Regions from separate parts of the Homo sapiens genome. Here region 2 is linked to region 1. A link is a loop called in an ENCODE intact Hi-C map of the cell type or tissue named here. Cell type or tissue: PC-9. All regions are shown on one strand. Each heading gives the region's core, and the rest is flanking DNA. Links, peaks and the distances in the headings are about the cores only.

Region 1 (13,132 bases), core at 3,437-11,436:
CGTTGCCCAGGCCGTAGTGCAGTGGCATGATCTTGGCTCACTACAACCTCTGCCTCCCGGGTTCAAGTGATTTTCCTGCCTCAGCCTCCCTAGTGGCCGGGGTACAGGCGCGCACCACCACACCAGGCTAATTTTGTATTTTTAGTAGAGACAGGGTTTCACCATGTTGGTCAGGCTGGTTTCGAACTTCTGACCTCAGGTGATCCGCCTACCTCAGCTTCGCAGAGTGCTGGGAATACAGGTGTGAGCCACCATGCCTGGCCTTGAGATAATTTTTGAGGAGTGTAATAACTATGTCTAGATTCTTTTTAAATTTTTTTTTGCATGTGGATGTCCAGTTATTACAGCACCATTTGTTAAAAGATTATCTTTTCTCCATTGTATTGCTTTTTATTCTTTGTGAACAATCAGTTAACTGTATTTTTGTAGATATTTGAGATTTGTGTTTGTTCCTTTAATCAATTTGTGGATTATTTTGCCAATACAATGTTTCGTGATTACTACAGATTTATAATAAGTATTGAAGTTGAGTAATAACAGTCCTCTTTCTTGTTCTTTTTCAATATTGTGTTGTTTTGATTTTTTTCTCTTCATATAAATGTTAGAAAGTATTCTCAAAATCCACAACATAATTTCTTTGGGTTTAGATAGGGATTGTGTTGATCTATAGATGAAGCCGAGAAATGACATCTTGACAATACTGAGTTTGCTTGTATATGAGAAGGAAATATTTCTTCTGTGAAATACAAACTATACTCTGAAATACACTGCTTCTCATTTGAATAAGAAGACGAGGCTCAGACTGGAAGAAAAATACTTTGAGAATACCTATAATATTGTATATGGTTATTGATTTTTTCATCAGAATTATATAGTTTTTATCAAAATGATATTGAATATATTTTTTTAGATTTATATGTTTCATTTTGAAAAGCACTAATTTAAATGTTAAGGCATTTAAAATTTCAAATTTGACTTGTTCATACCTGCTATATAGGAAACAATTTACTTCTGTATATTAATCTTGTGTTCTGTACCCTTATTATAATTGTTTATTAGTTCCAGATTTTTTTAGGTTGCTCATTTTGGATTTACTACATAGACAATTTAGTCATCTGCAAAAAATGGCAGTTTTATTTTATCCTTCCCAAACAGTATACACTTTGCCCCATATTATACTATTCAGATTTTCAGTAAAATGTTGAGATGGAATGCTGATAGAGGCCATCACTGACTGGATCCTGATCTTGGCAGGATAACTTCTAGTTTCTCACAGTCTAGGTTATGATGGTAGCTGTTGGCTTTTTTTTTTCTTGTTGTTGTTGTTGTTTGAGATGGAATCTCACTCTGTTGCCCATGCTGGAGTGCAGTGGCGTGATCTTGGCTCACTGCAACCTCTGCCTCCCGGGTTCAAACGATTCTCCTGCTTCAGCCTCCCAAGTAGCTGGGACTACAGGTGCCTGCCACCACACCTGGCTAATTTTTTATTTTTTGTAGAGATGGGATTTCACCATGTTGGTCAGGCTGGTCTTGAACTCCTGACCTCAGGTGATCTGCCCGCGTCAGCCTCCCAAAGTGCTGGGATTACAGTCATGAGCCACCGCGCCTGGCCAGCTGTTGGAGTTTTTAAAAAATATTTTGTATAAAGTTGAGGAAGTTCCCTTCTTTTCCTTCTTTGCCCAGTCTTTTAACCACGAGAAGGTACTAGATGTTTTCAAATGTTTTTTTCTCCATTTATATGCTCATGTTATTTTTCTTCTTTAGTCTTCATGGAATGGATTGCATTAATTGGTTTTTAAATGTTGAACCAGATTTGCATTATCTGAAATAAATCCAAGTTGGTCATAGTGTGTAATTGTTTTTGTACCTCATTGAATTTGAATTGCTAGTATTTTGTTGAGGTTTTTGCATGTACATTTATAGGAGATATTGGTCTGTGGTTTTATTTTATTGTAATGTCTTTGTCTGGTTTGATGTAGGTTAATGCTGGCCTCATATAAAGATTTAGGAGGTATTCTGTCTTCTCCTGTCTTCTGGGAGTTTGGCTACTGTCTCATGTCTCTTCACATTGCAGGGCTATTTCTTTTCCTCCTTCTTGGCTTCAGGAGTGTCCTGGGGTCTTTGCTATGAATGTTCCAATACCAGCAGGTCACAGAGCGATGGAGGCTTAGGCTGTGGCACAATCACAGAGACCTCCTGGAGCGGAGGACACAGGGCAGTGAAGCACTAACCCCAAGCTCTGGCTGGAGCGAGAGACAAAGGCTTTATGGGTTTTTAAAATCTTCTTTACAGTTCACTGTGCTCCCCAAATTTTGTACAATGAATTATATCAATGTTTAATTAAAAATAAAGGGAGCCAACCCCTCACAAAAATCTTCAAGGATGTCCTTGTAAAGCCTTAGAAGCAAAAGGAATGATGTAGACACATAAGGTAATATAAATCATGTCAATTTAATTTTTTTCACTGACATACTGCTATGTCAAAAAAAAACCCAAATATTTTTCTAAGTCACTAATACAGAAAACATTGTCTCATATTGGGAATACACTTGAAGAATCATGGAGCACCTGGTAAAAAAGAAGTAGTCGACTTTACAATAGAAAGTCTTGTATTCTCCTGGTAAATGCACAATTGTTATTCCAGCTTTGGCAATAGCAAGTATGCACTTCTGTTAAAGTTACCAAGTTACTTGCTCCCCAGTTTCTATGGTAACCTCTTTTTGTGGGGGTATATGTGTAAAAACATCATAAAATTAAGAATGGGGTTTCTTCCAGAAGTTCCACAGCATAGGGCTGAGAGGTAAGCGGTCTGTGTTTGAATTGACCTTAAAATGGATTGACACTTCTGGCCCCTTAGTAAGAATCGTAATATAATGTTCCTCCACTGAACTAAAAGATGATGTGGAAATGAGAAGAAACAGTCAATAAAGGATTTAACTACTTCAAAAAGGGAAACATAGAGCTTAAAACTGAGCATACTAATGGTCTAGAGCTGAAGAGCTGTGAAAGTCATTCACTCACAATGTGTCTTTTGTCTGCCCCTAGAAAGGAATGCATAGGTTACACACATAGACTCCCTTTTCTATGGTAACAGCAACTTTCCCCAGGGCAACAGGAAATAGGAAGGGAAAATATTTTTGCAGGCCTGACATTGGAGTTAAGTAGATGAAGTTTTTGGTAAATAACCAGGCTTCACCAGACTCTTAATCTCCCTTCACCAAGGACACTCTGCCCTCCTGCTCTTTCCTTTGTGTATTCAGTCAAAGCTTACTTGTAACAATCTGTCATAAATGTCCTTAGAAATATAAATGCTTGATTACAGGTTGTTACTTTAGGTATTTATTCACAATGGGGAATATGCTCATAACCACAAGGAAGGATGCTCCACAGGTAACACTTAAGGCATAAAACAGGTTAGTAAGGGAGATAGCAGGGTAAAGGGAATCCTGTGGTGAGCCTGGAATTAGGCTCCTAAAGCTGCCTTCTTTTAAAGCCATAAAGTTAATCCTATCCAGAAATACTTTTTTTTTCTATTTTTAATTGTGATAAAAAATCCAACATAACATTTACAGTCTTAACTATTTTTAGGTATAGCATTCAATAGTGTTCATTATGTTCACATTGTTGTGCAATGGATCTCCAGAATGTTTTCATCTTGCAAAACTGAAACTCTATATCCATTAAACAACAACCCCCCCATTTCCTGGTTCTCCCAGTCCCTGGTAACCATGATCCATTGTTTGTCTCTATGAATTTTTTTTTTAATAGAGACAGGGTCTCTCTATTGCCCAGGCTGATCTTGAACCCCTGGGCTCAAGTGATTCTTTCACCTTGGCCTCCCAAAGTGCTGGGATTACAGGTGTGAGCCACTCCACCCAGCCTGTCTCTATGAGCTTGACTGCTTTAGATATCTCATACAAGTAAAACCATGTGGTATGGTCTTTTTGTGACTAGTTTATTTCACTTAGTGTAATGTCCTCAAAGTTCATCCATGTTGTAGTGTGTGACATGATTTCTTTCCTTTTTAAGACTGAATAATATTCCATCATATGGATATACCACATTTTGTTTATCCCTTCATTCACTGATGGACATTTGAGTTGCTTCCACCTCTTGGTGGAAGCTGCTATAAACATGAGTGTTCAAATACCTCTTTGAGATCTTGCTTCCAATTCTTTTGTATATGTACACAGACAGGGATTGCTGGATCACATGGTAATTCTATGTTTTTATTTTTTGAGAAACTGCCATACTCTTTTCCATAGTGGCTGCATGATTTTGCATTCCCATCAACTGTGTGCAAGGATTCCAATTTCTCCACATCCCTTCTAACGCTCGTTTTTGTTTTTGTTTTGGTGGTAGCCATCCTAATGTATGTGAAATAATATTTCATTGTGGTTTTGAATATTTATATTAATTAATACTACATTTTTTACTAGACCATCTAATTTATAAAAATAGCTTACAATCTAACTAAATTATATCCCTGCAAATATTATAATACTTGGCAAACAATGATGCAAAAGAATGAAAAGCATAGTGATTCTCCAAGACTCATGGGAAATTAGTAATAAATTGGGAGTTAAACTTGTAGCTATGAAGGCCCGTGCCATTTATGTAATCCCTGGAAACACAGATATACTTCTGACTTCCATGTTCTGTTATTATTTCTCTATGCTAAAATATGTTTTTTATACTACCCAATATGGATGCTACCCAATTTTGATGAAGAAGATAGTCATGTGGTATATTTCTGCATGTTAACATAAAAAGGACTCTGAGAGGTACTTTAATGAAAATAAAAATGAAGAGAAAATTATTTCTGATTAATAGTAACCATCTTATGACACAACGTCTTGAGAGTTTCAAGAAAACATTGAAGCACGTTAAGTCTGAGGCAAGAAAAGGAAATCTACTGAAATAATGTAAGAAATTTCAAAGTAATTTCATGAATTTCACAAAAGATGTACCTTTCTATTTAAAAGAGTTACCTTAATGCTCTGTGTACAATACTAGATTACAATTATATAATAAAATCCAAAAGTACCAAAATTCAGTCAACAACCATTCATTCAAATGTGTTAAAGTATAATTTTCACAAAAGTAAAATTATTTCTCTCATACAAATATAATATAAACAAGTGTAAAAAATGTTATTGAACTCACATGTGTGAGGGAACCAGTGAGGTATTAAAACCAGTTCAAGAAGCAATTGAGAAACTATTATGCATGCATGTATGCACTTGTGTGCACACACACACACAGACATATTCAGTTAAGATAGTTGGGTAAGATACAAAACTGGTAATGTCTTATAGGGCAATAATATTTAGAATTATCTGTTACTCTGTACAGAAATTATTTCCATTTCTACTGAACAGAAGTCTATAAACTGATACCTAGAAATGCAGATGAATAATGTACAGTAATCTAAGTAGGTATCTTCTTCTGTATCAGTGATTCTGAAATTATAATTCCTGGATTAGAAATTCCTGAATCTGTCTCACCTGGAAATTTGTTAGAAATTAATATTCTCAGGCCCTTTTGCCAGATTTACAGAATCAGGAGCTCTGAGTGGGACCCAACAACCTATGATTTAGTAAGTTATTTAGATGATTTTGAATGCACACTGAAGTTTCAGACCCACTTCCCTAGATAATAATTAGGTTGCTGTCACCCTAGTATGACATTGAAGGGATATGGTACCCAACTTTTTGCCACACTTTCAAATTTTGCCTATTTTTTTCATAGCAAGTAAAAATGTTAATATTTTGTACTCTTGATTTTGCCCAGGTTTTGCAAATGCCTCATAATGTCACTTCTACATTTAGGGTCATCTGTCCCTGACATCACAGGAACCTTTATTGGATGAGTCCCAGATATTTTAAAAGGAAAATGCTAATGTTATATTTTCATAAAATAATTTTATGCATATTATTTTCATACAATTTATGGGGAAATTCGAGACATGTGGGTTGTAAGCCAAATTATAATGGAGTCCACTAAACTCTATATTTGCCATGTTAGGCTTCGGAAGACTTAGAAGAGATTTCATAAGGCGTGAACACATATTTCTTCTGCATAATAAATGTTACTGTTGAGTAAATAGTTAACATTGATTCTTTTGTTGCACATCCTAACAAAATTATGGTTAAGGTGTGCTAACACGACTAATTTCTAATCTCAGCTTTTACAACTTTGTTCTGCCTTTATACAGTACTGCCAAACTACAGTCTGAGGAGAAGGAGAACTTCTAGCAGTAAAATGTCCTATTTCACACTGGTTCTCATGAGTCATCTCAATAATATGTTGTTTTCAAGGTCAACAGCTGGCAGGAAACAGCACAGAAGAAATAATACATGCAGTTTTAAACTTGCATTCTATACAATGGTATACACACAGAAATCTTTATGCAATCAGTATACATAAGGCTGTTTATGCTTTTTAAATTTTTGCTTCTTAAATTTGCTGCTCTTTGTGACTACTTCTCTTGGTAGCCGTGGGCATGGTATAATATTTGTCTAGCAAACCGAAAAAAAAAAGCAAATACATTTATTTTTAAAAGTCCTCCTTCAAGTTACGTACATGTTTATTGTAGAAAATTTAGAAAACACAATCTAAAAGCAAAAATATCAACATCGCTCTAAATTCTACCTTCTGGAATAACCACATTAATATTTTTATCTTCATATGAAAATATATGTTTATGTTAATGTATGTTTTAATGTTAATGAACATATATCTCATTCAGAAAAGGGCTAAGAAAACAATTTCTAAGCAGAAGTACTGAAATGAATTGTACAAACATCACATAATAATTTGCATTTTTAAAGTATCATGGTAAAAATGCCTATGCCTAAGGATTCATTTGCACAAACACAGATTCCAAATATACCAATGAAAAAGCTGAGTTTTTGATCACAGCAATGCATCATTGTTTATTTTATTTAGTCTCAGCTAGCCTGAAAATTACCATTTTACCCAGTGGATTATTCACCCATTGTGTGGTAGAAAAAGACAAATGTTGTCACCAAACAAGATGATACAGTATTTCCTTTTATTCATAAAATCACCTTGAAAAACAGAAGTGATTCATGAATAAAAAAATCTATAGCAGCACTGGAGACAAAGCAGTGTCATTATTATACTTAAAATTGGAGAAATTTCTTAAAAACATACAGTAGTTAGCAGGATTAGTGCTAGAAACCATAGTGAAATGCAAAGCATTGAGTCAGCAGGGTTAGTAATGGGAGCTGGTCATGGGTCAAATAGTGAGTCAATTCACTGAAGAATTGTGCAACAGTTGGGCCAGTCCCAACTTGACTATTCTTTAGCCTGCAGGCTAAATCATGTTAGAAGAATTAAATAAAGTAGAATTTTTGACTCAGAAAATGAAGCCTTAGCATGAACTCCTGAACTGGAGTAAGGCAAAAAGGTAAAATTTGACCGTTAGAATGGACATCAAGAAAATGACAAGGACATTGCAGCTCCATGCTAAGAGTTGGGCCACACTCACACTTTTCTTATTTCACCATTTGAGGAAAGTCTGTAGATTATCTCTTTGCTTTTTATCTATGGGCCTTTCAAAAACAGCTGCCCTTTTTTTTCCTGGCAAGAAGCATTCCTGTAAGTTTTTCCCTGTCACACTTATGGAGCTCTAAAGTTACAACTCTCTTTCAAGGGGTAGTTCTCTATAGTAAAGAAGGCTTGAAAATGGCCAGGGAGCCCCATGACACCCACAATGGTGAGGCAAGTCTTTCATTTATAAATGTGAATACAAAATTTGCCAGACATTTTGAGGAAAACCAAGAGCAAATTTTAGTGAGGGACACTAAAATGAATACAAAAATACAGAGAAAAAAGAAACATATTCCTTAAATAATTTGTAATTAATACTTCCAAATAGATTTGAAAGGTTATTGCATACAAAAAATGGAACTATCAGAAAAAGAGAGCATTCTTAGAAATCAAAAACATGACACAAGGATATTTTTGAAAAAGAACTCAATGGTTGGACTGAAGATAAATGACGTATTTGTAGAATGACTTAATGACTGGAAGACAAAGTAGAAAGAAATTAACTGTTTTAGGAACTAAGCAAGGAGGTGAAAAATAGGAGAAAAAGTAGTTAAGAAAAATATGTAGTAGATTTTGTGTTCTTTGTGGCTGCTCAGCAATTTTGAACATCCTTACTATGTTTGAAAAATTTCTCATGAGTCTCACCAAGATAAAGGCCAGAAAGTTGTCTTCCCCATCTCTCTTGCTATTTAAAGGTAAATTTGATTAGTTAAAAATTAATATTGAAAACTCTAGGGCAGTCCTTACTCAATTATTTTTACAAAGAAGTATAATTAATATGCTAAAGGATGAGATAATGGAGAATTATAAAATGCTCAATTAAAACCAGGCAAGACAGAAAAAGAGGGAAGAGAAAGGAACAAAAAATAAGTGGAATAAATAGAAAACAATTATAAACAAGGTAGATGTTAGCCAAACTATATCAGTAACCATTTAAAATGTGAATGGTCTAAATGCACCAATTAAAAGACAGATATGTCAGAGCGGATAAAATATCAAAACCCAACTAAACACTGCTTACCAGAAAGCCACCTTAAATATGAAGACACAGAGTAAAACTAAAATAATAAGAAAGATGGACTATGCTAACACTAATAAAAAGAAAAGAAAGCGGCACTTTAGGAGGGCCAAGGTGGGAGGATTCCTTGAGCCCAGAAGTGCAAGACCAGCTTGGGGAACATAGGGAGACCATGTCTCTGTAAAATATTTGAAAATCAGCCAGGCATATTGGTGTGTGCCTGTGGTCCCAGCTACTTAGGAGGCTGAAGTGGGAGGATCACTTAAGCTCAGAAAGTTGAGGCTACCGTGAGCCATGATTGTGCCACTGTACTGCAGACAATAAGACTCTGTCTAAAAAAAAATTAAAAAGCCTTTTGGCTCTGACCAGCACCATGGCAGTTGGCAAGAACAAGTGCTTTATGAAAGGCAGCAAAAAGGGAGCCAAGAAGAAAGTGATTGATCAATTTTCTAAGAAAGATTGGTATGATGTGAAAGCACTTGCTATGTTCAATATAAGAAATATTGGAAAGACGCCATCACCAGGACCCAAGGAACCAAAATTGCATCTGATGGTCTCAAGGGTCATGTGTTTGAAGTGAGTCTTGCTGATTTGCAGAATGATGAAGTTGCATTTAGAAAATTCAAGCTGATTACTGAAGATGTTCGGGGCAAAAACTGCCTGACTAACTTTCATGGCATGGATCTTACCCATGACAAAATGTGTTCCATGGTCAAAAAATGGCAGACAAGATTGAAGCTCACATTGATGTCAAGACTACCGATGGTTACTTGCTTCATCTGTTCTGTGTTGGTTTTACTAAAAAACACAACAATCAGATACAGAAGACCTCTTATGCTCAGCACCAACAGGTCCGCCAAATCCAAAAGAAGATGATGGAAATCATGACCTGAGAGGTGCAGACAAATGACTTGAAAGAAGTCGTCAACAAATTGATTCCAGACAGCATTGGAAAAGACATAGAAAAGGCTTGCCAATCTATTTATCCTCTCCATGATGTCTTCGTTAGAAAAGTAAAAATGCTGAAGAAGCCCAAGTTTGAATTGGGAAAGCTCATGGAGCTTCATGGTGACAGCAGTAGTTCTGGAAAAGCCATTGGGGATGAGACAGGTGCTAAAGTTGAACGAGCTGAGGGATATGAACCACCAGTCCAAGAATCTGTTTAAAGTTCAGACTTCAAATGGTGGCAAATAAAAAGTGCTATTTGTGAAAAAAAAAAAAAAAAAAAGAAGAAAGAAAGAAAAAAGGAAAAAGCTAGAGTAGTTATTTTGATTTCAGGAAAAAAGTAACCTTCAGAAAAAAATTATTAGGAATAAAGGCATGCATTATGCAATGGTAAAGGCATCAATTCTCTAAAAATACATAACAATCAGTGTGTGTGCAGCTAACTAAGAACAGACCATCAAAGTACATTAGGCAAAAACTGATAGAACTGTAAAAAGAAATAGATAGATCCACTATTAGATGTGGAGAATTCATCTGTTAGCAGAAGGTTAATAATGCATAGATCAAGCAGGTTGAAAATTAGTAAGACTATAATTGACCAGAATAGCACTATCAATCAATGTGATCTAACTGACAATTACAGGATACTCTATCCAATAACAGCTAAATATACATTCTTCTCAAGTTCACATAGAACATTTGCCAAGGTGGACCACAATCTGGGTCATAAAACACCACCTTAAAAACTTGCAAAGAATAGAAATCATACAAAATATGCTCTCAGACCATGATAGAATTCAACTAGATCAGTAAAAGAAAAATAACTGGAGAATTCCCAAATGTTTGGAGATTAAACAACACCCATCTAAATAACACATGATTGGCCAAGGCGGGCAGATCGAGGTCGGGAGATTGAGACCATCCTGGCTAACATGGCGAAACCCTGTCTCTACTAAAAATACAAAAACTTAGCCAGTCGTGGTGGCACGCACTTGTAGTCCCAGCTACTCAGGAGGCTGAGGCAGGAGAATCCCTTAAACCCAGGAGGCAGAGGTTGCAGTGAGCTGAGATCGTACCACTGCATTCCAGCCTGGGCGACAGAGCGAGACTCCATCTCTAAATAAATAAATAAATAAATAAGTAACAAATGAATAAGAAAGAAACTTCAATAAAAATTATAAAATTATTTATAACTAAATGAAATGAAATGAAAATGAAAATTTTTCAAATTTGTGGAATGCAGAAAAAACAGTGTTTAGAAGGAAATTTAAAATTAAATGCCTTTATTAGAAAAGAAGAAAACCTAAAATCAATAATCCGAGCTCAGGAAACTAGACAAAGGAGAGCAATTTATACCTAAAGAAATCAGAAGAAAATAAATACTAAAACTGAAAGCAGAAAGTAATGACATTGAAAAGAATAAAGTAGTAGAAAAAATCAGTAAAGCCAAAAGCTCTTTAAAAAAAAAAAAATTGGTAAATTTGATAAACTTCTAACCAAGATAACCAAGAAAAAAGACACAAGTTACCAATATCCGACATAAAAACAGGGCCATCACTACTGATTATTATCAGTACTGGGCCAATTCCCTGAAAGACACAAACTCCCAAAACTCACACAAGGAGAAATAAATAAACTAAATGAGTGTACGTCTATTAAGAAAATTAATTAATCATTAATAACCTTCCAAAACAGAACACATCAGTTCCAGATGATTTCACCAGTGAATCTTATGGAACAATTAAAGAAGAAATTATATGAATTTTCTACAATCTCTTCCAGAAAATAGAACCAGAGGAACACATTCTAACTCATTGTATGAGGCCAGCATTATCCTAATACCTAAACCAAATAAAAATATTATAAAAGATAGCTTTCAGTAAAAAACTACAAATCACAATCTCTCACTACAGAGATGACAAATTCTCAAAACCAAATCAGCAAATTGAAAAAAAATCTATGAGAATAATTGTAAAACACAGCCAAGTAGGATTTATTCCAGTTCTGCGCACTGATTCAACATTCAAAAACTGATTAATATAATCAGCCATCAGTAGCTAAAGAAGAAAAATTTCTTGATCATGTCAATTGAGGCAGAAAAATCGCTTGACAAAATTTATTACCTATTCATGATAAAATCTGTCAACAAAGTAGGAATAGAGGGGGAACTTCCTAGATTTAATAAAGAATGTCCACAAAAACCTACAGCTAACATCATACTTAATGGTGAGACACTGGATGCTTTCCCACAAAGATCCAGAACAGGAAAGAATGTTTCCTCTCACCAGTCCTATTCAATGTCATACTGTAAGTCTTAGTGAAATAAGACAAGAAAAGGAGGGCTTCAAAGTGGATTACTGGAGGCATCTGGTACTTGCTTCCTCCACAAAGAAAACAAAAATAGTGAGTAGATAATCACGCTTTGAGTAGATCATCTGCAGAGAAGTGACAGGAAACATCTAACACAAGAAGAGAGGGAAGTGAGGCAGTCTGTTTGGCCAGGATCATCTGGGAGCCCGGAGAGGCTCCTTAACACACAGAAAACGTAAGTGAGAGATCCTTAATGGCATCTTGTGAGACCCAGCATGAACTCCCACTCTGGAGAAATACCTTTGCACAGTCTCCGTGCAGTTCCTTGTTAGTCTTGGGGCCCTTGAGGGTCTAGGGGTTCTCCTTAAAGGGCCCTATTAGGATTGTAGGAGTCTGTGATGGAAATTTGGACCATTAAGCATCATATTATCAACATCATTTTTCACATAATTAGAAAAAAAATCCTAAAATTCATATGGAAACAAAAGGATCCTGAGCAGCCAAAACAATTCTAAACAAAAAGAACAAAGCTAGAGACATTACATTATCTGACTTCAAATTACACTGCAAGGCTATAGTAACCAAACATCATGGTACTGGTATAAATATGGACATGTAGATCAATGGAACAGAATAGAGAACCCAGAATTAAAGTCACATACCTACAACCAACTGATGTTTGACACAGCCAACAAAAATATACACTGGGGAAAGGACCTTATTCAATAAATGGTGCTGAGAAAATTAGATAGCCATATGCAGAAAAATGAAACTGGACACCTGTCACTCACCATATCCAAAAATTAACTCAAGATGGATTAAATATGTAAATGTAAGACAAGAAACTATAAAACTACTAGAAGAAAACATAGGGGAAACACTTCAGGACATTAATCTAGGCAAAGATTTTATAGCTAAAACCTCAAAAACAAAGGCAACAGAAACAAAAATAGGCAAATGGGATTATATTAAACTTAAAAGTTTCTGCACAGCAAAGGAAACAATTAACAGAGTGAAGAGACAACCTGTTGAATGGGAGAACATATTTTCAAACTATTCATCTGACAAGGGACTAATGCCCAGAAAATACACGGAACTCAGACAACTCAACAGGAAAAGAAACAATTCCATTAAAAAGTGCGCAAAGAACACAAATAGACATTTATCAAAAGAAGGCATAGAAATGGCCAATAGGTATATGAAAAAAGCTCAACATCACTAATCATCAGGGAAATGCAAATCATAACCACAATAAGACCTCATCTTACCCCAGTTAAAATG
Region 2 (13,132 bases), core at 1,591-9,590, 51 kb before region 1:
TCTAGAAGAAATGGATAAATTCCTGGACACATACATCCTCCCAAGAATAAACCAGGAAGAAGTCAAATCCCTGAATAGACCAATAACAAGTTCCAAAATTGAGGCAGTAATTAATAGCTTACCAACCAAAAAACAAAAAAAAAAAAGCCCAGGACCAGATGGATTCACAGCTGAATTCTACCAGAGGTACAAAGAGGATCTGGTACCATTCTTTCTGAAACTATTCCAAACAATAGAAAAAGAGGAAATCCTCTCTAACTCATTTTATGAGGCCAGCATCATCCTGATACCAAAACCTGACAGAGACACAACAAAAAAAGAAAATTTCAGGCCAATATCCCTGATGAACATTGATGCGAAAATCCTCAATAAAATACTGGCAAACCGAATCCAACAGCACATCAAAAAGCTTATCCACCACGATCAAGTCAGCTTCATCCCTGGGATACAAGGCTGGTTCAACATACACAACTCAATAAACGTAATCCAGCATATAAACAGAACAATGACAAAACCCACATGATTATCTCAATAGATTCAGAAAAGGCCTTCAACAAAATTCAACACCCTTTCATGCTAAAAACTCTCAATAAACTACATGTCGATGGAACATACCTCAAAATAGTAAAAGCTGTTTGTGACAAGCCCACAGCCAATATTATACTGAATGGGAAACACTGGAAACATTCCCTTTGAAAACTGACACAAGACAAGGATGCCCTTTCTCACCACTCCTATTCAACATAGTGTTGGAAGTTCTGGCCAGGGCAATCAGGCAAGAGAAAGAAATAAAGGGTATTCAATTATGAAAAGAGGAAGTCAAATTGTCTTTTTGTAGATGACATGATTGTATATTTAGAAAACCCCATCGTCTGATCCCAAAATCTCCTTAAGCTGACAAGCAACTTCAGCAAAGTCTCAGGATACAAAATCAATGTGCAAAAATTACAAGCATTCCTATACACCAATAACAGACAATCAGAGAGTCAAATTATGAGTGAATTCTCATTAACAATTGCTACAAAGAGAATAAAATACTTAGGAATCCAGCTTACAAGGGATGTGAAGAACCTCTTCAAGGAGAACTACAAACCACTGCTCAAGGAAATAAGAGATGACACAAACAAATGGAAAAACATTCCATGTTCATGGATAGGAATAATCAATATTGTCAAAATGGCCATACTGCCCAATGTAATTTATAGATCCAATGCTATCCTGATCAAGCTACCACTGACTTTCTTCACAGAATTGGAAAAAACTACTTTAATTTTCATATGGAACCAAAAAAGAGCCCCTATAGCCAAGACAATCCTAAGCAAAAAGAACAAAGCTGGAGGCATCACACTACCTGACTTCAAACTATACTGCAAGGCTACAGTAACAAAAACAGCATGATACTGCTACCCAAAACAGATATATAAACCAATGCAACAGAACAGAGGCCTGAGAAATAATGCCACACATCTACAACCATCTGATCTCTGACAAACTTGATAAAAACAAGCAATGGGGAAAGGATTCCCTATTTAATAAATGGTGTTGGGAAAACTAGCTAGTCATATGCAGAAAGCTGAAACTGGATCCCTTCCTTACTGCAAATATTAACTCAAGATGGATTAAAGACTTCAACATAAGACCTAAAACCATAAAAACCCTAGAAGAAAACCTAGGCAATACCATTCAAGACATAGGCATGGGCAAAGGCTTCATGACTAAAACACCAAAAGCAATGGCAACAAAAGCCAAAATTGACAAATGGGATCTGATTTAACCAAAGAGCTTCTGCATAGCAAAAGAAACTATCATCAGAGTGAACAGACAACCTACAGAATGGAAGAAAATTTTTGCAACCTATCCATGTGAGAAAGGGCTAATATCCAGAATCTACAAAGAACTTAAACAAATTTACAAGAAAAAAACAAACAACCCCATCAAAAACTGGGTGAATGATATGAACAGACAATTCTCAAAAGAAGACATTTATGGAGTCAACAAACTTATGAAAAAAAGCTCATCATCACTGGTCATTAGGGAAATGCAAATCAAAACCACAATGAGATACCATCTCATGCCAGTTAGAATGGCCGTCATTAAAAAGTCAGGAAACAACAGATGCTGGAGAGGATGTGGAGAAATACGAATGCTTTTACACTGTTGGTGGGAGTGTAAATTAGTTCAACCATTATAGAAGACAGTGTAGTGATTCTTCAAGTATCTAGAACTTAGAAATACCATTTGACCCAGCAATCCCATTACTAGGTATATTCCCAAAGGATTATAAATCATTCCACTATAAAGACACATGCACACATATGTTTATGGTGGCACTATTCACAATAGCAAAGATTGGAACCAACCCAAATACCCATCAATGATAGACTGGATAAAGAAAATGTGGCACATATACACCATGGAATACTATGCAGCCACAAAAAAGGATGAGTTCATGTCCTTTGCAGGGACGTGTATGACGCTGGAAACCATCATTCTCAGCAAACTAATGCAAGAACAGAAAACCAAACATCACATGTTCTCACTTGTAAGTGGAAGTTGAACAATGAGAACACATGGACACAAGGAGGGGAACATCACACACTGGGGCTTGTCAGGGGTGGGGAGCTAGGGGAGGGAGAGCATTAGGAGAAATACCTAATGTAGATGATGGGTTGATGTGTGCAGCAAACCACCATGGCACATGTATACCTATGTAACAAACCTGCATCTTCTGCACATGTACCCCAGAACTTAAAAGTATATTTAAAAAAACAACTAAAGAAAAAAATACACAAATATCAGAAAAAATAAAAGTGATCAAAAAAGAACAGGTAATAGATTTTAAAATGGAAGTGACTACTAAAGCATAAATACTCAATTTCAGAATTTATTAAGCTTTGTGGGTGTATAGATTCATATCTTTTTCAAATTTGGAATTTTTTGGCAATTATTTCTTGAAATATTAAATATCCTTCAAACATTCTTCCTGCCCATTTCTCTGTCACCTCTCCTTCCTATTATGCATAACTTGGTATGCTTAATGGTGTCTCACAATTCTCTTAAGCTCTGTTCATTTTTCTTCATCTTTATTTCTTTCTGTTTCTCAGACTGAATAATTTCATTTGACTTCTTTTTTAGTTCACTGATTCTTTCTTCTGATGGCTTAAATCTGCAGTTGAACCCCTTCAGTGAATTTTTCATTTCTGTTATGGTATTTTTCAGGTCCAAATATTCTATTTATTTATTTTTTGAAATCTATTTTCCTTTGTTGATATTTTCTATTTGTTGAGATATAATTTTCCTTGTTTCTTTTCTTTCTTTCCCCATGTTTCCCTTTAACTCTTTAAGCATATTTATAACTTCTTCAGATCTTTGTCTACTTAAGAAAAATGTCTATGCTTCCACAGGGGTAGTTTTCATTAATTTCTTTTTTTCTCCCTGTAAATGGGCCATAGTTTCTTTGTTCTTTCTTTCTCTGCTTCTTTGTTTAAAACTGCACTTCTTTTTTTTTTTTGAGATGGAGTCTCGCTCTGCCGCCCAGGCTGGAGTGCAGTGGCATGATCTCGGCCCACTGCAAACTCCGCCTCCTGGGTTCACACCATTCTCCTGCCTCAGCCTCCCTAGTAGCTGGGACTACAGGTGCCCGCCACCACGCCCGGCTAATTTTTTTGTACTTTTAGTAGAGACGGGGTTTCACCATGTTAGCCAGGATGGTCTGGATCTTCTGGCCTCGTGATCCGCCCGCCTCGGCCTCCCAAAGTGCTGGGATTACAGGTGTGAGCCACTACGCCTGGCCCTTTTTTTTTTTTTTTTTTTAAGACGGAGTCTTGCTCTGTCGCCCAGGCTGGAGTGCATTGGCGTGATCTGGTTCACTGCAAGCTCCGCCTCCTGGATTCATGCAATTCTCCTGCCTCAACCTCCACAGTAGCTGGGACTACAGGTGCCCACCACCACGCCCCGCTAATTTTTTGTATTTTTAGTAGAGACGGGGTTTCACCATGTTAGCCAGGATGGTCTCAATCTCCTGACCTCTTGATTCACCCGCCTTGGCCTCCCAAGGTGCTGGGATTACAGGCGTGAGCCACCGCGCCCAGCCACATTTTGTATATTAAAACATACTAACTCTGGAAATCAAATTCTTCTCTCTCCAGGATTTGCTGATTTTACTTGCTATGAGTTGTAGTTGTTTGTTTTAATGACTTTCCTAAACTCTTCTTATAAAGACTATCTTCTTTATTATGTGTTTGTCAGAAATCTCTGTTCTTTTAGTTTAACTGTCACATAATTCCTTCATAGAGATTTTTCTTAAATTCTGGGAACACTCTCCCCACCTCAAACACACACAAAAAGCAGAAAAAAAAAGAAAGAAAGAAAACAAAGGTATGAAAAAAGAAAAGAAGAGAAAGAAATATGATATCCTCTAGGTTTTTGAAGATTGGTTGTTTGTTGAGGCACTCCTTCATTGCTTAGGCAGTTTACAACTCTGACTTAACCTTCACTTCCTGCTTTCATTAACCCTAAAGATCAGTCAAAGGTGAAAGTTTATGGCCTTCTCAGGTCTTTTCTGAGCAAGCATCCTGCTCTGAGTTTGTGTGTAACTTCCTAGATTCTCCATTATAGGCAAGAGTTTTTCAAAGCCCTTATTCCCTACAGATTCCTACTCTCAACTTTTTCTTCCTCGCTGTGTGGAAACAATTGTTTTCCCCAACCTTTCTTTTTTGTCTCAGCTGACAGATGCTCATTCTTTTGGCTTTCAGTGATTTAGAGGAACATACTCTGTGTATGATGGTGTACAATGTTTTAGAGGAACATCTCTCTGATTCTCCACCTTGAGAGAATTCCAAGGTAGATGAAACAAAGGCAGGACCCTTGTGTTAGTCTTTCAGGGAACCCGCAGACAGGTCAAAAGAGAAAAGAGTAATTCTTGGGAAAGAGGTCCACTAGCCTCCTTCTGGAACCATGTCCCCATATCAGGAACACAAGATACTGTCTTCAAGACCTCTGTTGTGCTGAGGAAAGGGACGGGACAAGGCTAAGTTAAACTGCTGCAAAGTTCTTTACTTTGTTTCAATGGCCTTTCTCCTGATTAAGTGTTCCCTTTGTTGCTGCAAACCATTGTCTGTCTTTTAGAGTTGAGATAAAGTTGACTCTGAAATTTTTTGCCAGGTTTTTGGTTTACTGACGTCCCTGTGTCTTGAAACTCTTTTTTTTTCCCCCCCAGTTCTTACGATATTGTCCAGGCTGGTCTAGAACCCTGGGCTGCAGTGATCCTCCCACCTCAGTCTCCCAAGTAGCTGGGATTACAGATGCAAACTATTGCACCCAGTGAAACCCTTTTTTAATAAAAGGGTTTCAAAGGTATTTTTTTCTTTTACAATACCAAAATGCAATGAATATTTTATTTAAAAAAATCAAATTACATGTGGTCACTCATGCCTGTAATCGCAGCACTTTGGGAGACCAAGGCAGGAGAATTGCTTGAGCCTAAGAATTCAGGATCAGCCTGGGCAACATGATGAGACCCTGTCTCTATAAAAAGATAAAGAAATTAGCCAGCTGTAGGGGTGCACAACTGTGGTCCCAGCTACCTAGGAGGCTGAGGTGGGAGGATCACTTGAACCCAGCAGGTTGAGGTTGCAGTGAGCTATGGTCATGCCACTGCACTCCAGCATAGGTGACAAAGTAAGACTCTGTCTCAAAAAAAAAAAAAAATTAAATTACAGACCAACTTTACCAATGATTATGTCAAACTTTTTGTGTGTGTTTCAATGGAAACTATGAATCATTTGCAGCATACCTTCCAGCTTATCAGATTCTAGTCTTGTTCATTGTCTTTGAGCTATTTGATCTCTTTTTATGTGTAGGTAACTGATAAATATATGACTGCTGTATTGTTCTATAATGATTTTGACTAACTCTGTGGAAAAACCAGTTTTGTGCCTATTTGCAATTCCTTTCACCATCCCTTTACTCTGTATAGTTTTTTTTTCCATTTTAGCTTTCCTTTTGAAAGTTTTCATATTTGCTATTTTTATGTTTATATGAGTCATGATTTTCCCTTTTTCTGAAAATTTTCTGGGAATAATTACAAATGCAAATATCCTAAATACAAATATTAGCAAATAGAATTTGGCACCAAAATATCAAGTATATTATATATCTCAGGAATGCAAGGTTGATTCAATATTAGGATATATATTGTTATAATAGCTCAAAAAAACCCATCATATAATGTCTTTCCTTCAAGAGTTTAATTTTTTTTCTCTTTTATCAGTCAGCCCCAAATGTCAGGGAGCTTACATTTTTAATGGTTAAAGTATAATTTTTAGAAAGATAAAATTATATCTCATGTTGAATATCAAATGAACATGTGTCAGTTTTTTTTCAACCAGTTAATGAGGGAACTAGTAGATGTTAAAACTAGTACAAAGAGCATTTGAGGAGCCAGGAATCTACAGATAATTTAATAAAAAATTAGTATTAGATTGCTTGGGTAAACACTAAGTTGTTTAATACTCACAGGGCAATAAATGATACAGAGTAGAAGTTGTTTTTCTATTCAACAGAAATCTACCTGTTAACTTCTGCCCCTACAGAGGTGAAAGAACACTCAGTACTCAATTTTGCCTATTTCTGATTTTTTGAGTTTTTCTATTACATTCATGGAGACAAAATGTTAGTTTTCCTGTAGGGCTGGCATGTATTTCGCTGGGCATAGTTTTGACATCTCTATAAAACTACATGACTGACAAGGTGTTTCCCAAGCTTCTCTTAATAGTAACCCTCCTTATAAAACCATCTAGTGGAAATGACTGTGAAGTCAGCAGGAATTTACTACTCAAGATTCATACCTATGTTTCGAGGGTCAGTTTTTGGAGGTCAGTTTGGAGATGAGATGACCATAGCAAGGTTTAATTAAAGACAGGGTAGACAAACATGGAGCGGTCACCTCGACTTTTAAAATCTTTGAATTGAGACCTCCTTAATTTTGGATAAACTCATAGTATCCCTGCATTTGGGGGCACAGAAAAAGTGAAGTGTCTATATATTTCTTTAGAGCAAGACAGTGGCATTTTTGCATAGATGTTTTGACTCTGGAGTTTGAGATTAAGTAGCATAAGAGTTATTCTGACGGTAGGTGGGATTGGTAGTGCTCAGGAACTTACCATAGCTAGGAACCAAAATTGTTCAAATAAAAAAATTCTGAGTGGAGAATATGGAAATAAATACAATGCAAGTAAGAGAAAACTCAAAAGAGACTGTTTATGCAGGGCTTGTTATAGCAAGGCCGTCAGCCTCCATCACTTGCATCTGGCAGACACTTGAAGGCAGACAGGGGAGTGCAAAAGCTCTATAGTGAAAAAAAGGAGGCTCTATGTGTGCTCTGATTGCAGGTTATTGGCATGGGGAAGTTGGAGGTGGGCTAACTAGAAATGTGGCATCCTGTGTGATTGGTTTGGGGGAGATCATTTAGCAGTTCATCCTGAGTTGGAAGCCAGGGCAAAAATTAGGGAAGCTGGCAGTCATTGACCATGTTCTGATTGTTGTAGGCTGATTGCAGCAGAGGTTGTGAGGTTTTGAGAGGTCAGAGTTGGATTGCATATTTGGTCTGGCCATTGTCCATTTGTATATTCAGTCTCTTAGTCCCCCGCCTTTGGTCATTCTCTTACTTTCAAGAGGTTGACCAATTCCAGAAAGGCTAGGGATCCAGATCTTCACTGATGGGGGACTGTTTAGTCATCTCCATAGTCAATTGCATTGCAAGATGTTCTTCAATTCATAAAGAAGTATCACAAGTTCAAAAGGATTTGATACCCAATGTTTGCAATATCCCGTTAAATTTAGAAATCATCTCAATTGCCATTTTATAAGGGGCATAGGATATGTTTGGATGGTCGTTAGGACTTAGGAGAAAGTGTTTTTCTCAGATAGGTCATGCCCTAAATAATGGGCAGTGTTTTGGCAAAATTGTAACAACTTTTGAAATTTTATGTCCCTCTTCTTGTACAGCTAAGAGCAAGTAAATGAAATTCTTTGTTCTCTCAACAAATTATGACATTGTCTACATATTGTACTAGTACTGAATCACAAGGGAAATTTAAATCTTTTAACTCCCGATTGAGTACCCAGGAAATACAGGAGGGAGCTTCAATAACTCCTAGGCATGATTGTCCTGATATATTGTTGTCTTCTCCAGGTGAAAGGAAAGGTATTCACTGTCCTGGTCTAGAGGCACACTGAATAAGTTAGAATAAAGATCCACTACACTGAAGCAAGTGGTTTCAGGTGGAATTAATGACAGGTTGATATTTGGGTTAGGTACTACTAGCAAGTGAGGGATAACACTTTTGCTGCTGATTCTCAGGTTGTGAAAAAAATATACTTTTGTGTTTGATTTATTTACTCTTAGGATGGGAGTGTTACAAGAGCTATTGCAGATCTTTTGCTGTAAATCCTTAAACTATAGGTCTGAGCCCTTCCTTTGCTTCTGGTTTCAAGGGATCTTGGTGAACTTTGTATAATGGTTTGGTAGGATCTATTTAAATAGGTTCTGCTCCAATCATTTTTCCTATGTCAGTGGCATTTTTAGCCCATGAAGTGTTAGGTACAGTGTTATAATCCTTATTTGAGATATGCCTCAAATATAATGGAGAAGTAAATGTATCTCTAGACTAGAAACAACTTGGTAATAAATAGAGGTGTCCTCTGGAACCTCAAGACAAAATCCTCCTATTGTGCATTTAATATTACAATTCTATGACTAAGTAAGCCTTTCTATTTTAAATTTGCAGGGAAGGTATCACAGAGTAGAAAGGAACATTCTTCAGTTAAGGGCCTAATGGTTATAGTTAAGGGCTGGGAGGAGGTTTAAATTCTACAGGTGCCTGCATGCCTGGATCAAGGGAGAAATGGATCATTCGAAGCAAGTTGTATGTCAGGCTCTTTGAAGAAGTGTTGGCAAAAGAAAGAGGGTCTGAACCAGGGAAGGATGAGTCCATGGAGGTGCAGAAGGAGAGGATCAGAGGATAACAGAGAAGAGGAAAAGCTGAATATAGGGAAGCAACTGAAGATAAGGAGCGGGGCACTTAATGGGGGATTAGTCTAGTTTATTTTAGCTTACATTTGCTTAAGTTTGCTTTATTGCTCATTATCTTTGGCCAAAAGATCTTTTAGTGAAGCAATTTTTAATTCAGGATTTCATTTAGAGGACTTTGCATACCATTAAGAAATGTTGCCTATTTGGCCAGAGAAATATTATTCCCTTTCTTAAAGCACTTCTCAAATGAACAATTTTGTTCAAGTCAAATGTTCCCCAGAGTGGCCATTGAAGGCCCCAGTCATTCTTGGTAAACTTATGCCTTTTAGAGAGACAGGTGCAAAAAATAGGATTATACTATGAGTACATTTAAGAAGGAGTTCTTTCTAGGGAGGAGAGATTTTAGACACACATGACTCCATGAGAGCTGGCCATGGTCAGTAGAAATGTGATCCTTGGACATCTCATGTTCTGGTCGCTAACCTGAAAAGTGGCTGCCTCCATGCACAGAACCGATAATCTGCACCTCCCTAACTCCCAGACCCTGCAGGTTGAAGACCAGAGAACACTCTCTCTTCATTAAGCCAAGCTTTTAAGACAAAAGGTCAAGACAAAAGAAGAAACTCATTTTGTTTTTGGTGACCACAGCAGAATTTGTCAAATGGACACCTGTCCAGTAAGAACCACAAATTAATGAGCCTCTGAGGCCAGCTGGAACAACAGGTTTATTAAGGCTATGCCTGTGTCTTCCCTGTGATTCTCCTTAAAACGAACAATACTTTCAAACAGCACAACACAGAACAGAAGCACAAAAGACAGCAAAACAGAATGACCTGATTCCACCAAGGAAGCTAAACAAAGGGGAACCAGTTACAAACTCTGCTTATTGAACTGAATAAATGGGTAAGAAACTCAGCGTAAAGAAAGCCAAGTTTAGACCTGCTGCAAACTTACCACATCAGCGTGCACTCTGTAAGACACGAGTAGCGAGGCACAAGGGGCCTCCTACTGTAGCATCTTCACCTGGTTGACAGCAACAGACAGTGCAGAACGTATTCAGGTGGGGCGTCCAGTAAAATTGTGGAAATAAATGAAGACCACTGAGATGAGAATTTAAAAGACTGTTTTTTCAGACCTTGCTATAGACAGGGAGTCAGCCACGATCACTTGCTTTTGGCAGAGACTCCAAGGCAGCCAGGGAAGCCTTACAGTGAAGAAAAAAAAAATGGGGGAAGGCTTTAGGTCTGCTTTGATAGGAAGTTAATGGTGTGGGGAAGCTGCAGGTGGGCTAGATAGAAGCAGTTCATCCTATGCAACTGAATTGGAAAGCACATTTGGCTTTCTCTGGTTGGTCCCGAGTTGGAAGCTGGGGCAAGAATCAGGGGAAGCTGGCAGTCACTGACCAAGTTTTAATAATTTTGGGCTGATTGCTGCAGCAATTGTGGGTCAGAGGTGGATTGCATATTTGGTCTGGCCATTGTTTGTATTTTCAGTTTTTCAAGGAGGGACGTGATTTTTTTGTAGTCTGAAAATTCTTCATTGAACTGATAGTTGGACCAAGTGTTGTGGTAAGTAACAAATATAATTTTGGATGGGCTTCTCTGGTCCCCCTGCTTGATAGGTTTCATTTGATCATTGGTCTGAGGATTGCTTTGGAGGTAATTTCATTTTTATAGTCTACTTCTAGTTCTCAACTCCTTTCTTCTTATCCTAGTGAATGACCCTGTACCCTGAAACTGACACAAGGCTGCAGCAGGTTGCCTTGGCCTTTGCCTGCCCAAAAGTGTTCATTATTCCAAAAAGGCTGGTAGAAACGCTTTGAAGTCTGAGTCTTTTTTCTTCTGTTGTTCTTTTAAATTGTCAATAAGACTAACACAGGAATCTACACACAGAGGGTGATCAATAAGTGATTCTGACTCATTTAAAAATGTACCTTATATGCACCAAGGACCAGAGCTTACTTAGCAACAAACTGGCTCATTAAAATGGTATCATACCAGGTCATCCTTATTATCTTCCCCCCAAATTATTAAATGTACATGTTGCTGAGCAGGGTGCTTTGCAGATTACTTAAAAATAAAAGAAAATCTATTTTTGACTGTAGGAAAATCTTTAAGAGCTGGAGCCACAGTCAGTTTCAAACTGCTTTTGCACCTGAGCAGAATTATAAGTTACTCTGTCCCAGAGATGAAGAGAGAATTAGGCTACTCATTATCAAGGTTCCTTATAGTCTCCGCTCCACAGTTTCAGGCCTTCCCCAGAACTCACAAGTTGCCTGCTGGCATAACAGTTAATGAATAAAAAACCAAGTAAAAGCTCTAAGGTTAAAAATTACTGAGAAGGGTTCAGTATAACTTAAATAGGAAGACAAGTACTCCAACATTTACATTTTTAGCCATGGCTCTCTGGAGTCTTTGAATTTAGTTCTATTTGTTCTATAGGGTACCTGACTTGCTCACACTATGTCAGTTAACAACTACCTATTAGCTTGCTGCAACCCAAGTCTCACTCCTTCTTTACCTTTGTCAAAGATAAAGAAAGTTGGACATGAGTTGAAGTGGTAAGGACAGGTTTTATTCAGTAATATTCTATTGCAATAGGGAAAAGGGTCCAATGTGAAATGACCTGAGCTTTGATTTGTGCAGAAGTGAGTGGGTGTTTTAAAGGAGCAGTAAGGGAATAGTGACAGGAGTAGGCCAGCTCTCAATGGAGCTGGAGAAGTGAAAAATTAGAAAAAGTGAAAAGGGGGTTGGTCCATGTGAAATCAATCTGGGCTTATTAACTGGTGTTTATTAAACTTAAGCTCCTACCCTCCCACAGAGACTGGGAGACAGGGTTTCTATCTTCAAATGTTGGCTAGAGAAAACAGTAAATTCTTTTGACAGCCTTGAGTTTTCTAAGGCAGGCACTTGAAGAAGGGCTGGGGTCATTCTGGGGATTCAGCCTTGAGCTGTTAGCAACTATGTAAGTGTTCATTAAAGCATTTATAGGCCAAGGTTGAGGCCTAGTTGAGAAGACTGCTCAGAGGAGCCTGGCTAGAGTTTGGTCAGGGAAAGGATTTTTGTCACTCTCGATATTATTGTCAGTGTTAAAATGAGTTTTCTGATGCCCTCAAGGACAGCTTTTATGTGTAGAAGAAGCCATTTAGAGGTTTACTTAGGTTTCTTTTTAAATGAATGTTTTATTTACTTGATTCTTTCTTAAGCTTTTATTCACCTTCTAGTCTTTAAATTCTTTTTAAAAATCTAGAAAATTTTTGTAACTCCTTTTAAGGAGGATTTTAGGACCTTATTAAATTCCCTTAAACATCTAAGTTTATTAAATTTCCTTTTACATTACACATTTTATGTTAAAATGTTCAGTTTTCTTTTCATCAATATGATTGTCTAACACAGTCTTCCTGACTACTCTTATTAATTTCACAAATTAAACTCATAAATACCGCAGGTTATCTTAGATTTTTTTCTAGACCATATATATATGTCTATATATATGTCTATATATATATGTCTATATATATGTCTATATATATATGTCTATATATATGTCTATATAGATGTCTATATATATGTCTGTATAGATGTCTATATATCATATATATTTAGCAAGAATTCAATTTAATATCATAAGCCTAAATCAATTACACAAGTACATTTTAGAAAATTGAATTACAAGGCTAATAAAACAAACATTAAAAAAACTAGCAGATATACAAGATTCCTTAATGCAAAATAATAACACTACAGATTTTATTTTCTTAATTTTTTTACACATACTGCTAATTCTTCCTGAGTGAAAACATCCTTAATCACTAGAGACACTTATGTCATATCAAGACATTTTTGGAGACATCTTCTGAGTAAAGTGAGGTTCTAGAATGACTCTCCTCCCACATACTTTTTTTTATTATTATTGTGGTACAAAATACAAAACATAAACCTTACCATGTTCACCATTTCTAAGTGTAGAGTTGAATAGTGTTCCATATATTCAGGTTGTTGTGCAACCAACTTGTTCACGTTGTGAAACTGAAACTCTATACCCATTAAACAACAACAGCCCATTTCCCTCCCAATTCCTGGCAATCACCATTCTACT

The links. Hi-C counts contacts between places; a loop is a spot of excess contacts. Peaks named below come from ENCODE experiments on the same cell type or tissue, not always from the same donor. Only the 100,000 strongest peaks of a DNase experiment are listed, where the experiment ranks them.
Region 2: it touches region 1 in a loop (2.1-fold over the local background); 3 of 110 quality-filtered maps call a loop at or near these places.

Annotation. Positions count from the first base shown.
Region 1 is chr7:94,691,655-94,704,786 of GRCh38, reverse strand. It overlaps the pseudogene RPS3AP25. Among named protein-coding and RNA genes, the nearest start is that of PEG10, 42 kb to the right of the region's middle. In PC-9, for the core only: no CTCF peak of the experiment used is centred there; DNase peaks (open chromatin) are centred at 6,306 and 7,236; H3K4me3 peaks cover 263 bases; H3K27ac peaks cover 2,609 bases.
Region 2 is chr7:94,741,255-94,754,386 of GRCh38, reverse strand. No RefSeq gene overlaps it. Among named protein-coding and RNA genes, the nearest start is that of PEG10, 91 kb to the right of the region's middle. In PC-9, for the core only: no CTCF peak of the experiment used is centred there; a DNase peak (open chromatin) is centred at 5,806; H3K27ac peaks cover 633 bases.